2 separate regions of the Homo sapiens genome follow, and region 2 is linked to region 1. Evidence: read pairs that join two places in POLR2A ChIA-PET (ENCODE). Cell type or tissue: Caco-2. All regions are shown on one strand. Each heading gives the region's core, and the rest is flanking DNA. Links, peaks and the distances in the headings are about the cores only.

Region 1 (6,184 bases), core at 879-4,878:
TGTTAAGTCCCGGGCACCGTCCTGGGTGCTTTACCTATTTTGCAGTGGCTCAGCCGGTTCAGATGGGAGAGCAGGACGGCAGCGAGTGAACAGTCCGCTTGGAGCTCTCCTCCTGCTCCCACCCTCCTGCAGAGTTCTCGGGTTGATCTAGGGGGCAGAATGTGTTCTTCCTAAGCCCTGCCACCCCCGTTAATTTCTAACCAATGCAGCTGGGAGATAAGATAGCACCAGCCCATTAATCAAGGCTGCCTGGCAGGGTGGGGTGGGGGTGGGGTGAGACAACACCACAACACAGTTGGAGATAAGCCCCTTCCTCCAGGCTCCCTCAGGGGCTGGGCCAGTGGAGATTGCTGGGAAGTTTGGCCCAGGTTCCAATCCCAAGTGTCTGGGTAGGGAGGGTGGAGCCCACAGTGGCTACCGGGGCGGTCACTGCGCTGGGAAGGGCAGGGGGGGCAGGCTGGATTGAGACGAGACGGGAGACCTGGGTTCTGGCTAAAGGGCTCCCTCAGCTCCCTCTGTGCCTTTATTTATTTTATTTTTTAGATGGAATCTCACTCTGTTGCCCAGGCTGGAGTGCTGTGGCATGATCTCAGTTCACTGCAACCTCTGCCTCCTGGGTTCAAGTGATTGTCCTGCCTCAACTTCCTGAGTAGCTGGGATTCCAGGCACCCACCACCACGCCAGACTAATTTTTGTATTTTTTGTAGAGATGGGGTTTCACCATGTTGGCTAGGCTGGTCTTGAACTCCTGATTTCAAATGATCCACCCGCCTCGGCCTCCTAAAGTGCTGGGATTACAGGTGTGAGCCACCGCGTCCGGCCCCCTCTGTGTCCTTAGATAAGTCACTGCACCTCTTTGGGCTGCTGTTTCTACATCTGAAAAAATGGGGGGTTGGGGGATTGGACTAGATGACACGAAGGGCCCCTACACTTTAAAGGTGCTCAATGCCTGGCCCTGGGTAGGTGAGGCATGGACTGACCTGTCGGCAGGGAGAGGGGCAGAGGGTGTGTGGGCAGAGGCACCACCTTGGCTAAGGGACAGTGGGCTGGACGGGATTTGTCCCTGCACCTGTCTTAGTCACCCAGGACAGCAAGTGGGTGGTGGTGGTGGGGGTGCTGCTGGGGTACAGGAGGGGTAACAGGGCCCTTGAGCCACTGTGCACCTTGGAGGGCCATGCAGTACGCTGGTTAAGCACCCAGGTGCTGGAGTAGTGGCATTTGATTCAAATCCCAGGTCTGCTTCTCCCCTGTGTAATCTTGGGTGAGTCCCTCAACCTCTGGCACCTCAGTTTCTCTATCTGTACAATGGGCATGATAATAGTGTTTACCTTGTCATTTTTGGGAAGTTTTGCTAGAAAGATAAATGTAAAGTGCTTAGCTCGATTCCTGGCAGATGGCAAGTGCTCAGTAAATGTGAGTTCTTACTTCTTTCCCGGCCAGGTCCATAGGGCCTGGACCCTTGTTAGAGCAGATTCTGTGTGACCACAGCTGTGGAGGAGATGGGGCAGTTCAGCCTCAAAGCAACTGCTGGCCCAAGGATGCTGATTATAAAGTGTACTTAAAATGATCAACATTTATTATCTCACAATGCAACAAATAATTATAATAAATAATTCAGTGGCTCAGGAATTCAGGAGCATCTGAGCTGGGTGGTTCTGACTCAGGGTCTCTCTCACGAGATTGCCATCAAGATATTGTCTAGGGGCCAGACACAGTGGCTTACACCTGTCATCCCAGCACTTTGGGAGGCTGAGCTGGGAGGGTCTCCTGAACCCAGGAGTTTGAGACCAGCCTGGGTAAACAGGGAAACTCTGTCCTTATAAAAAATTAACAAAAAAATTAGCTGGGCATGATGGCATGTGTGGGATCCTAGCTACTCAGGAGGCTGAGGCAAGAGGATCACTTGAGCCCGGGAGTTCGAGGCTGCAGTGAGCCATGATTACACCACTGCACTTCAGCCTGGGTGACAGAGTGAGACTGTCTCCCCTGCCTCTGCAAAAAAAAAAAAAAAAAAAAAAAAAAAAAAAAAAAAAAAAAAATTGGCCAGGGCTGCAGCCACCAGGAGACTTGGGAGGGGCTGGAGGATCTGACCCCAAGTCCACTTGTGTGACTGTTGGCTGGAGGCCATATGGGGAGCTTGAGTGTCCTCACGACATGGGAGCTGGCTTCCCCAGGGCAAGTGACCTAAGGAAGCCAGGCGGGGGGAAGCACAGTGCCTCTCATTACTTGGTCTCTGAAATTGCCCGCCATGAATTCTGCTTACTGTGTTCATTGGAGACAAGTCACTACCTCCACCTCACACCCAAGGGAAGGGAGGAGTATCAGAATTTGTGGACCTCTTTTAAAGCCACCACAAACATTAACAGCTATTCTATGCCCAGATGCTCTGTGGTGGGAACTGGACACACATTATCTCTAATTCCCACAAAAGCTTTCTAAGTTAGGAATGAAGTTTCTTCTATGGGTGAGAATATAGTGATTCAAAGGGATGAAGCATCTTGCCCAAGGCCACCAGCCAGGGGGTGTCCACAGTGCTGTCTGGTCCCAGAGCCTGGCCTTTCCCACCACACCAGGCCATTCCCCACCCCAGATACAACCCAGTTTCAGCCACACCCAATCCAGCCTTGGCTTTGAAGCCACACAGGACTGGCTACGGTAAGGAGACCTCCTTGGTTGTAGGATTAAAAGTAATGTATGAGGCACAGGGCATGAGAAAGGTAGGGACTTTCAGAGCCACACTGACCTGGGTTTGGGTTCTGACTTTGCTTCGTGCCTCAGTTTTCTCATCTGTATGGTAGGAGCAATCATGTCCATGGGGCAGGACAACTACAAGGATTAGATGAGGTGTGTACGCAGCAGGTATGCAGCACTGGCTGTTATTATCATGGGATGGGGCCAGGTAGCCCTGAGGCTGGGCCGAGAGAAGGCTGCCCTCCCTGGGAGTAGTGTGTTCTCATGGTGGAAGCAATGTCCCCCCTTCCTGGTCTGAGGACTCCCATCCGGGTTGTGTTCAGCAAAGACAGGGAATCCAAGTGATGGTGCTGCTTTGCCAGCCCTGTAGGTAGGGCTGAGGCCAGGCCCCCACGCTTGAGGGCCAGACTCGGCCAGGCTACGGACTTTCCCTAACCTCCCCGCCCTGACTCTTCCTAGGCTCAGGGGGTCCAGGCTGGGAGCTCCCCGGAGCCCTCCCCTCCTGCCTTCCCAGTGTCTCCCATGTCTCCGGCAAGGAGGGATCTGCATGCACTTGTCTGCTTCCGCCAGCAGAGGGAGCAGGTGCTGTGTCTGGGAACCAGGGAGGCTCCAGGTGAGGTGGCTGCCTGGCAGGGGGTCCTCTTGTCCTGGAAGCCCCTTAGCCCAGTGGGTGACTTGGTGATTTGGAGCAGAGCTGGCAAGGGTGGGGGCTGCATCCTAGAGCTCCTCCGAAAAGACCAGTCTCAGCTCTCTAGAGCCCAGGAGATGGGGCCATGTTCAAGGAAGGGAAGGGATGGGGTTTCCTGGGCCTGAGATCTCAGATCTCGGCCCCCGCCTCCCTTGCAATCCAGGGAGGCAAAGAAGTCATTGCTGCACTCCATAGTCTGTCCAGCTAATTTCATACAGTGCCAACTGTATGCCAGGCACTGTGGTAGCCCTGGGAGTGCACGGCAGATGTGGCCTTTCACAGGGCTGACATTCTAAAGGGAAGCTGGGCAAAGACAAGATGTATGAATGGAGTAATGGCAAACATGCGGTAAAGGAAATAAACAGGAGGCTGGGAGAGGCAGCAGCTGGGGACCCATGTCTACACTGCTCACCCAGATGGCCAGGTGGAATTGAGGTGGAGCAAGTCCGTGAGTCTGTGGGTGGGAACTGCCTCCTCCACTATGCCCCTCTCAGCCATGGGCTCCTATTGTCACCAGAAATCACCACAGGTCATCATAAGGACCTGGCCATGACAGCAGGGAGGACGTTTAGTCCACTAGTCACCTGCAGGATTATCCATGGAACTAATTCACTGGAGCACCTGGAGTCACACAGGCCTGGCTTGTGGCCTGGCTCAGTCACTTATCACCTGTGTGACCTTGGCTAAGATGCTTAAATTCTCTGTTTTGTCATCTGCAAAGCAGTAATAAAGATTCCTACATAGTGCGAGGACTGTGGTGTGTTCATCCTCTTGCAGCGCTACCTCTTGCCAGCTGACGTGTTGCGCTCACATACATTTGTTTTTTATTGCTGCTGAAACAAATTACAAATGTGTGTTACTTTAGCATTTAAAGCAACGCACATTTATTAGCGCACAGTCTCTGTGGGTTGGGAGTCCAGGCCTGGGTTACCTGGGTCCTTTGCTCAGGGTCTCACAAAGCTGCAGTCAAAGTGTCAGCCAGGTCCAGGCACGGTGGCTCACGCCTGTAATCCCAACAGTTTGGAAGGCCAAGGTGGGTGGATCACTTGAGGTCAGGAGTTTGAGACCAGCCTGGCCAACATGGTGAAACCTCATCTGTACTAAAAATACAAAAGTTAGCCAGGTGTGGTGGCATGCACCTTTAGTCCCAGCTACTTGGGAGACAGGCAGGAGAATTGCTTAAACCCAGGAGGCAGAGGTTGCAGTGAGATGAAATCGCACCACTGCACTCCAACCTGGGTAACAGAGTGAGATTCCATCTCAAACGAAACAAAACCCAACATGTCAGCCAGGGTAGGGTCATCTGAGACTTGGGAGCTTCTTCCAAACTTCCTAGGTTTTGGCAGAATTAATTTCCTTGCAGATGTAGAACTGCTTCTTGCCTCCCTTCCTCCCTCCCTCCCTTCCTTCTTCCCCTTTCTTCCTCTCTTCCTTCTTCCCTTTCTTCCTCCCATCCTTCCTTCCCTTTCTTTTATTTCATATAAAGATGAAGTCTCGAAATCCTGAGCTCAAGCAATCCTCCTGCCTTGGCCTCCCAAAGTGCTGGGATTATAGGTGTGAGCCACCACGCCCAGCCCAACCTCTTTAAGATCCTTCCTTCCTCTCTTCCTTTCCTTCCTTCCTTCCTTCTTTCCTTCCTTCCTCTCTCTTTTTCTTTATTTCTTCTTCCTCTTCTTCTTCTTCTTCTTTTTTTTTTTTTTAAGAGATGAGGTCTTGCTATGTTGCCCAGGCTGTTCTCGAACTCCTGGGCTCAAGTGATCCTCCCACCTTGGCCTCCCACAGTGCTGGGATCACAGGCGTGAGCCACTGCACCAAGGCCTGCATCTTCTTCTTGAAGACTGTGTCTTCAAAGCCAGCTGGAGAGCTCTCTCTGAGGTGTCACCATCTTTAAAAAGGCTCACCTGATTAGGTCAGGCCTACCCAGGATCATCTCACTTTCTATTAACTTAAAGTCAACTGATTATAACATTCCATATTTGCTGGTCCCACCCAGACTAAGGAAGAAGAGATCATACAGGCCATGCATAGTCAGGGTAGGAATCCTGGAGGCTATTTTAGAATTATCAGTATGACAAAAATTATTTTCACTAATAACCATGTAATAATCAGTAATAATTATTTTTAAACAACTTGTTCTTTCATTTTGAAACAAATAAACACAAAGAAAATGTCAACTTTAAACATACTGTTCAAATTCAGTAAAATGTTTTGTGTATAAACAAATGTTGTATTTACCAGACAAAAGCATTCATACTTAACATCATGGTTATCCATTTTAAACACAAAACAAACCTCCATAGAGTGGTGCCATAGAATGACAGAATTGAAGAAACTCAAATTCTGTTTTTTTTCATACTCAATAGACTATAATTTTTTATTTTGAATAAAATAAAATAAAAATAATAAAAAATGAACTAAATAAATAAAATACCCTTTAAATGCAGGAATGTGTAGTACTGTATGATTTGGGGACACAAACTGCACTTGAAGCCAGCTGGAATGATTCTTTTTTTTTTTTTTGAGATGGAGTCTCCCTCCGTCACCTAGGCTGGAGTGCAGTGGTGCGATCTCCGCTCAATGCAACCTCCGCCTCCCAGGTTCAAGCGATTCTCCTGCCTCACCCTCCCTGAGTAGCTGGGACTACAGGTGTAGTCTGTAGTCTGTAGACCATGCCTGGCTAATTTTTTTGGTATTTTTAGTAGAGATGGGGTTTCACCATGTTGGCCAGGCTGGTCTCGAACTCTTGACTTCAGGTGATCCACTCACCTCAGCCTCCCATAGTGCTCAGATTACAGGCGTGAGCCA
Region 2 (5,092 bases), core at 1,093-5,092, 210 kb before region 1:
CCAGCTGCTGAGCACCCCGCTGCACGTGGCAGTCCGGACAGGGCAGGTGGAGATTGTGGAGCACTTTCTATCCCTGGGCCTGGAAATCAATGCCAGAGACAGGGTGAGTGCTAGCCTGTCCGCTGCTCACCCGCCATGGGTGTGTGGGCAGCCTGCGGGCCCCTACAGGTGGTGTCCTTCCTCCTGGGGCCTTCAGGACTTGGCTCCTGAGCAGGGTCTCCAGCCCACCTCCCATCACCCTTGCCTCCTCCCACTGCCCACAAGGGCCATAGTGAGTGCCACACTGACTCTAGGAAGGGGATACTGCCCTGCATGACGCTGTGAGGCTCAACCGCTACAAAATCATCAAACTGCTGCTCCTGCATGGGGCTGACATGATGACCAAGAACCTGGTAAGCTCATTCCCTCCTTGATTCAGTCACTGGCGTGAGCACTCATACAGTGGAGGTGCTGTCCTGGTCCCTGGAGCAGCCCCCGCCTAGGGACATGTATCATTGGCTCTGGCCAGCACCATAGTACATAAACTTGTCCTCTTCCAGAGCACCATTCCAACTGTCCGCCCCATTCTCTATGTGTGTCTATGTCCAGAGTGCAAGTGCAGAGAGACAGCAGGAGGGGCAGCAAGAGGACTTCCCAAAGACCCCCAAGTAGGCCAGAGGGGGTCCTCAAGTACTGGCCCAAGGAGGCCAGAATCATGAAAGGCCAGAGCTGGAAGGGACCGAGCACTCAGCTGGCATGACAGTTCCTAGCACCCCATGTCAGCTCCTGTGGTCTTTGAGTTTTCTTAGGATCTAGGCAGGAAGTCCTTGGAAGGGGAAGGTGCCCAGGGAACACCTTGGACTAGGGAACACTTAGTCCAAGTTCTTCTTTGGGGCCCAGAGCATTCACAAAAGGAGGCCATGGGAGAGTCCCTCGGGCTCAAGAAAGGCTAAAGGGATAATGAGAAAAGCAGGAAAATATGGAGAAGGTATAAATGAGGGGTTTTCACCCTCAGCATTATTGACATTTAGGGCTGGGTGATTGTTTGTTGTAGGGGACCATCCTATGCCTTGTAGGATATTTAAGCAACATTCTTGGCCTCTGCCCACTAGATGCCAGTAGTACCCATCCCCTAGTGTGACAACCAAAAGTATCTTCACACAATGCCAGTTGCCCCCATTTGAGAAGCACTGGTGGTGTCAATGAGGGTACCTTCTGTGAAAGCCTTCAGGACAGTTAACAGATTTTCTCTTGCCAACCCCCACGCCCCGTCCCGCCCCCTCCAGGCAGGAAAGACCCCGACGGACCTGGTGCAGCTCTGGCAGGCTGATACCCGGCACGCCCTGGAGCATCCTGAGCCGGGGGCTGAGCATAACGGGCTGGAGGGGCCTAATGATAGTGGGCGAGAGACCCCTCAGCCTGTGCCAGCCCAGTGAATGCGTGCCCCAGCCCAGCCAGCTACCCAGCCCCTCTCTGTGTGCAGCCGGAGGGTCCTAAGAATGGCTCCCGGAGCTAACTGAGGGCCCAGCCTTTTTTCTGCATGATCCAGGAGCACATACCACAAACTACCACAATAAAAAAGCTGTTTTTGCTAATTGCGATGTTCATTTCCACTTGTGTCTGAAATCTTTGGGAATGAAGGAAGACTGGGGGCAAATGCTGGTTTGGGGAGGAGGGAAACTGGGAGCCGGTTGGCCCTCTGAGCCAGCCCTGCAGCTTCTTTACTGTGGTCTCTTTTCCTTTCCTCCCTGCCACTCAACTTTTCCTGCCCCTTCTCACATCTCCAGGGCCAGGCTTGGCCCCTGCATGGATTGACTTGGTAATACACTCATCCTGGCCCCCTTCCTGGTGCCTGCTGTCCTGTGGGGCTGTGAGTGGCTAGCACAGGCTTGTCACGTGGCTGCCTTGGCAGGAGGAGCCTGGTAAGGGAGCGGGGCAGGGGATGGACAGCCTGTCACAGGCAGCTTCTTGCCCAGCCTTGCCACACCTCCCACAGGGCAGGACCTGCTCAGCCAATCAGCTCCACCAACCTCAGAACTGCCCGTGGAAACCTGGCTGGGCTTCTGGCTTCAGAGCTGGGAATTGTGGGAGGAGGGCCCAGATCCCACTGGAGATACCGAAGGAGATACTCTTTAGTATTGGGATCCCAGAAACCAGTCCTATATCTGGCCAGAGGGACACTGGGTTGTGGCATCTCTCTAGCTGCTACCCAGAAGGAACAGGGCCCCCTGGGGCCTATAGGCCTTGCCCCTGACCCTGGGAACACCCAGCTCAGGCCTGCCCCAGTGGCCACAAGTCAGGGAGGCCGCAAATTTTTAACTAGAAACATTGATCATTAATAGGGGGTTAGAAAGAGTTCAAACTAAGTCTCACTCTGGGACATAGACCAATTGTGCTTCAGGCCTCCTGCAGAGATGCTGGGTCCCCAAGTCTGGTCTTCTGTGAGGCAGGGGCTAAGCAGGAGCTTGTCCAGGAATGTGGGGGTCTGGGCCTCAGGGGAGGGGAAGAAGGTGGACATTGCGGGTATCTACCCCCCTGTGACCACCCCCTTCACTGCCACTGCAGAGGTGGACTATGGGAAACTGGAGGAGAATCTGCACAAACTGGGCACCTTCCCCTTCCGAGGTAAGTGGGGCTGTCCTCTGTGGGACCTGGGGAGATGTGAGTGGCCCTTTAGCCAGAGACCAAGGGAGGGTACACAGGCTCTGTCAAGCTGTCCAGGGATAGTCTGGTACTCAGTGGGTCATTTTATTATGGGAGAGGAACAGGGGAGACTGGTCTGGAGTCAGGAGACAGGCAGGAAGCTCCACGCTGGCCTGTAACCTTAAGCTAAACCTCACCTGCTTCAGTTTACCCAGCTGTAAACTGTTAAAGTGCCTTTGTAGCTCCCAGAGTGATTCTGAGGTTGGACTGGATAATGGGCGTGAAAGTCCTTGTCAACCTTGTCACTTGGTGCAGATGTGAAGGCATGTGGCTGGGGTCACGTGGCAGCCCAGCCACAGTCCCAGTTCCCTCCAAAGTTTGTTTGTACATTCTCTTCTGGACAAAGCCTCCTTGCCAGAATTAGTTCTCCTGTGACCCCTTGGCTCCTGTGACTCCTGTTGTGGCTCCTGTGACCCCATCTCTCTTTACACATGGGTCTCCCCAACTCTGAGGTTAGGGACCAGATGATATTTGCAACAATCAACATGTAACAGAGTCCCAGGCACAATAAATGAAGGTAGAAGAAAATGTCAAATTCTGCCTGCCCTGCTCCGCCCATCCCCATTCCTTACTGCACAATCCCCTGAGGCAGTGCTCTCTGTAGGACCATCCCACAGATGGGAATCTGGGCCTCAGAGTGACATGGTCACTGCCCAAGGTCATTCGGCTAACACATAGCTGAGCTGAGGTTTGCACCTCGTCTGACTGCATGGCCCATGCTCCATTTTACTCCCTCGCTGACTCTCATTATAAACCCTTTGGAGCTGCTAGGCCACACTATTTCAACGGAGTGTCTGGTCAGCACTAGCTTTGTTGTGGCTGCTATTGAGGCAGTATCGTGTAGACTGTGGACTCTGGTTTCAAATCACAGCTCTGGAGTGAGCGCCTGTAATCCCAACACTTTGGGAGGCCGAGGCGGAGGGATCATGAGGTCAGGAGTTCAAGACCAGCCTGGCCAACATAGTGAAACCCCGTCTCTACTAAAAATGCAAAAATTAGCTGGGCGTGGTGGTGTGTGCCTGTAATCCCAGCTACTCGGGAGACTGAGGCAGGAGAATCGCTTGAACCCGGGAGGCAGAGATTGCAGTGAGCTGAGATCATACCATTGCACTCTAGCCCGGGCGACAGAGCAAGACTCCATCTCAAAAAAAAAAAAAAAAATCAAATCACATCTCTGGCACTGACTTAGTGTGGGATGATTGCTGTCCCTATCGGACACATGGGAGTGATAATGCTCATATTATGGGATGGTTGGACAAAAAAATCTGAGAGAATGCAAGTGAAATCGTGCTATAAATTGTGGAGTAATATACATTGGAAGGTACTGATTCCAATGGTAATAATGATTAAAATGACAGTGTGATTGGCATTGCAGCAAAGCTGCTTTGTGACTGTGACCCCTGGCCTGATGGACACGTTGATCATTCATAGCTCAGTACTGAGGGAATGTGCCCCTTCCTTGGGGACAATGAATGCCCTGTGGAGGGCCACGTTGAGCAGGGCACAACTGTTAGGTTTCTGCTGGTGCTTGGCTCGTGGGGCCTGGAGGTTTGGTGAGGTCCTGGTTCTCTTGAAGTGAGAAGCATTTTGAGCCTCTAAGTGAAGACCTTACTTCAGCTTCAAGGTTCAAGGATGCTCTAGTTCAGGGTGGGGAGGGTGGACTTTGCATCTGGTGTTTGCCTGACACCCAGAGAATCCACAGAGACCCCCAGACTCTTCTCTGGACCCTCCCTTCTGGGCCACCCACCCACTCTTGCAGAGGGCATGGGGTGCCCAGGAGCACAGGCTTCCGTGGATTTAGCAGGCTGTGGGCTGCACATACCCACTTGTCTGTCTCCCTCGCAACCTATGCAGGCTCCAGCTCCCATCTGATCACTCACCCACACACCAGAGAGCCAGCGGGGTGTGGTAGGAAGAGCCCAGCATCTTGAGTTAGAGGACCTGGGCAAGAATCCTGCCACTTCTGCCAGTTAACAGAGACCTTGGGGAAACCACTTAACCTTTCAAATCCAGTCCTCATTTTAGAATAGGAACTGAGCCTTCAGGCTTCTAGCCACAGGGTCAATATAATCCTCCCAAGGCACTGTCACAGAAAACACAGAGATAGAGGGTCCCTTCCCTGCTTCCAGGGTGCAGCCAAAATGCCCAGGAAGGAAGACACAAACAACTTTAGCTCTGAAATCTGTGTTTCTCTTGCCCTGTCCTGGCCCCTGAGGTAGACTTTGCAGCCCAACACTCAGGCTGAGGAGGGAACGTATCACATTGTAAGGGCCTCCTGCAGCCAGTTAAAGGTCCTCTGAAGAGGAGATGAGGGCCAGGCACAGTGGCTTACTCCTGTAATCCCAGCACTTTGGGAGGCCAAGGCAGGAGGATCTCTTGAGACCAGGAGTTGGAGACCAGCCTGGCCAAC

Evidence for each region. Peaks named below come from ENCODE experiments on the same cell type or tissue, not always from the same donor. Only the 100,000 strongest peaks of a DNase experiment are listed, where the experiment ranks them.
Region 2: POLR2A ChIA-PET joins it to region 1 with 6 read pairs; 1 of 35 experiments calls an interaction of 5 or more read pairs at or near these places.

Annotation. Positions count from the first base shown.
Region 1 is chr10:97,788,904-97,795,087 of GRCh38, forward strand. No RefSeq gene overlaps it. Among named protein-coding and RNA genes, the nearest start is that of SFRP5, 20 kb to the left of the region's middle. In Caco-2, for the core only: a CTCF peak has its summit at 3,248 (motif pointing right); DNase peaks (open chromatin) are centred at 2,109 and 3,258.
Region 2 is chr10:97,582,311-97,587,402 of GRCh38, forward strand. It overlaps ANKRD2 (ankyrin repeat domain 2), which reads left to right. Exons shown (of 9, transcript NM_001346793.2): 7 at 5-103; 8 at 294-392; 9 at 1,266-1,574. The coding sequence ends at 1,415. HOGA1 (4-hydroxy-2-oxoglutarate aldolase 1) reads left to right here and starts at 2,079. Exons shown (of 7, transcript NM_138413.4): 1 at 2,079-2,604. The coding sequence starts at 2,394. In Caco-2, for the core only: no CTCF peak of the experiment used is centred there; DNase peaks (open chromatin) are centred at 1,911, 2,231 and 3,306.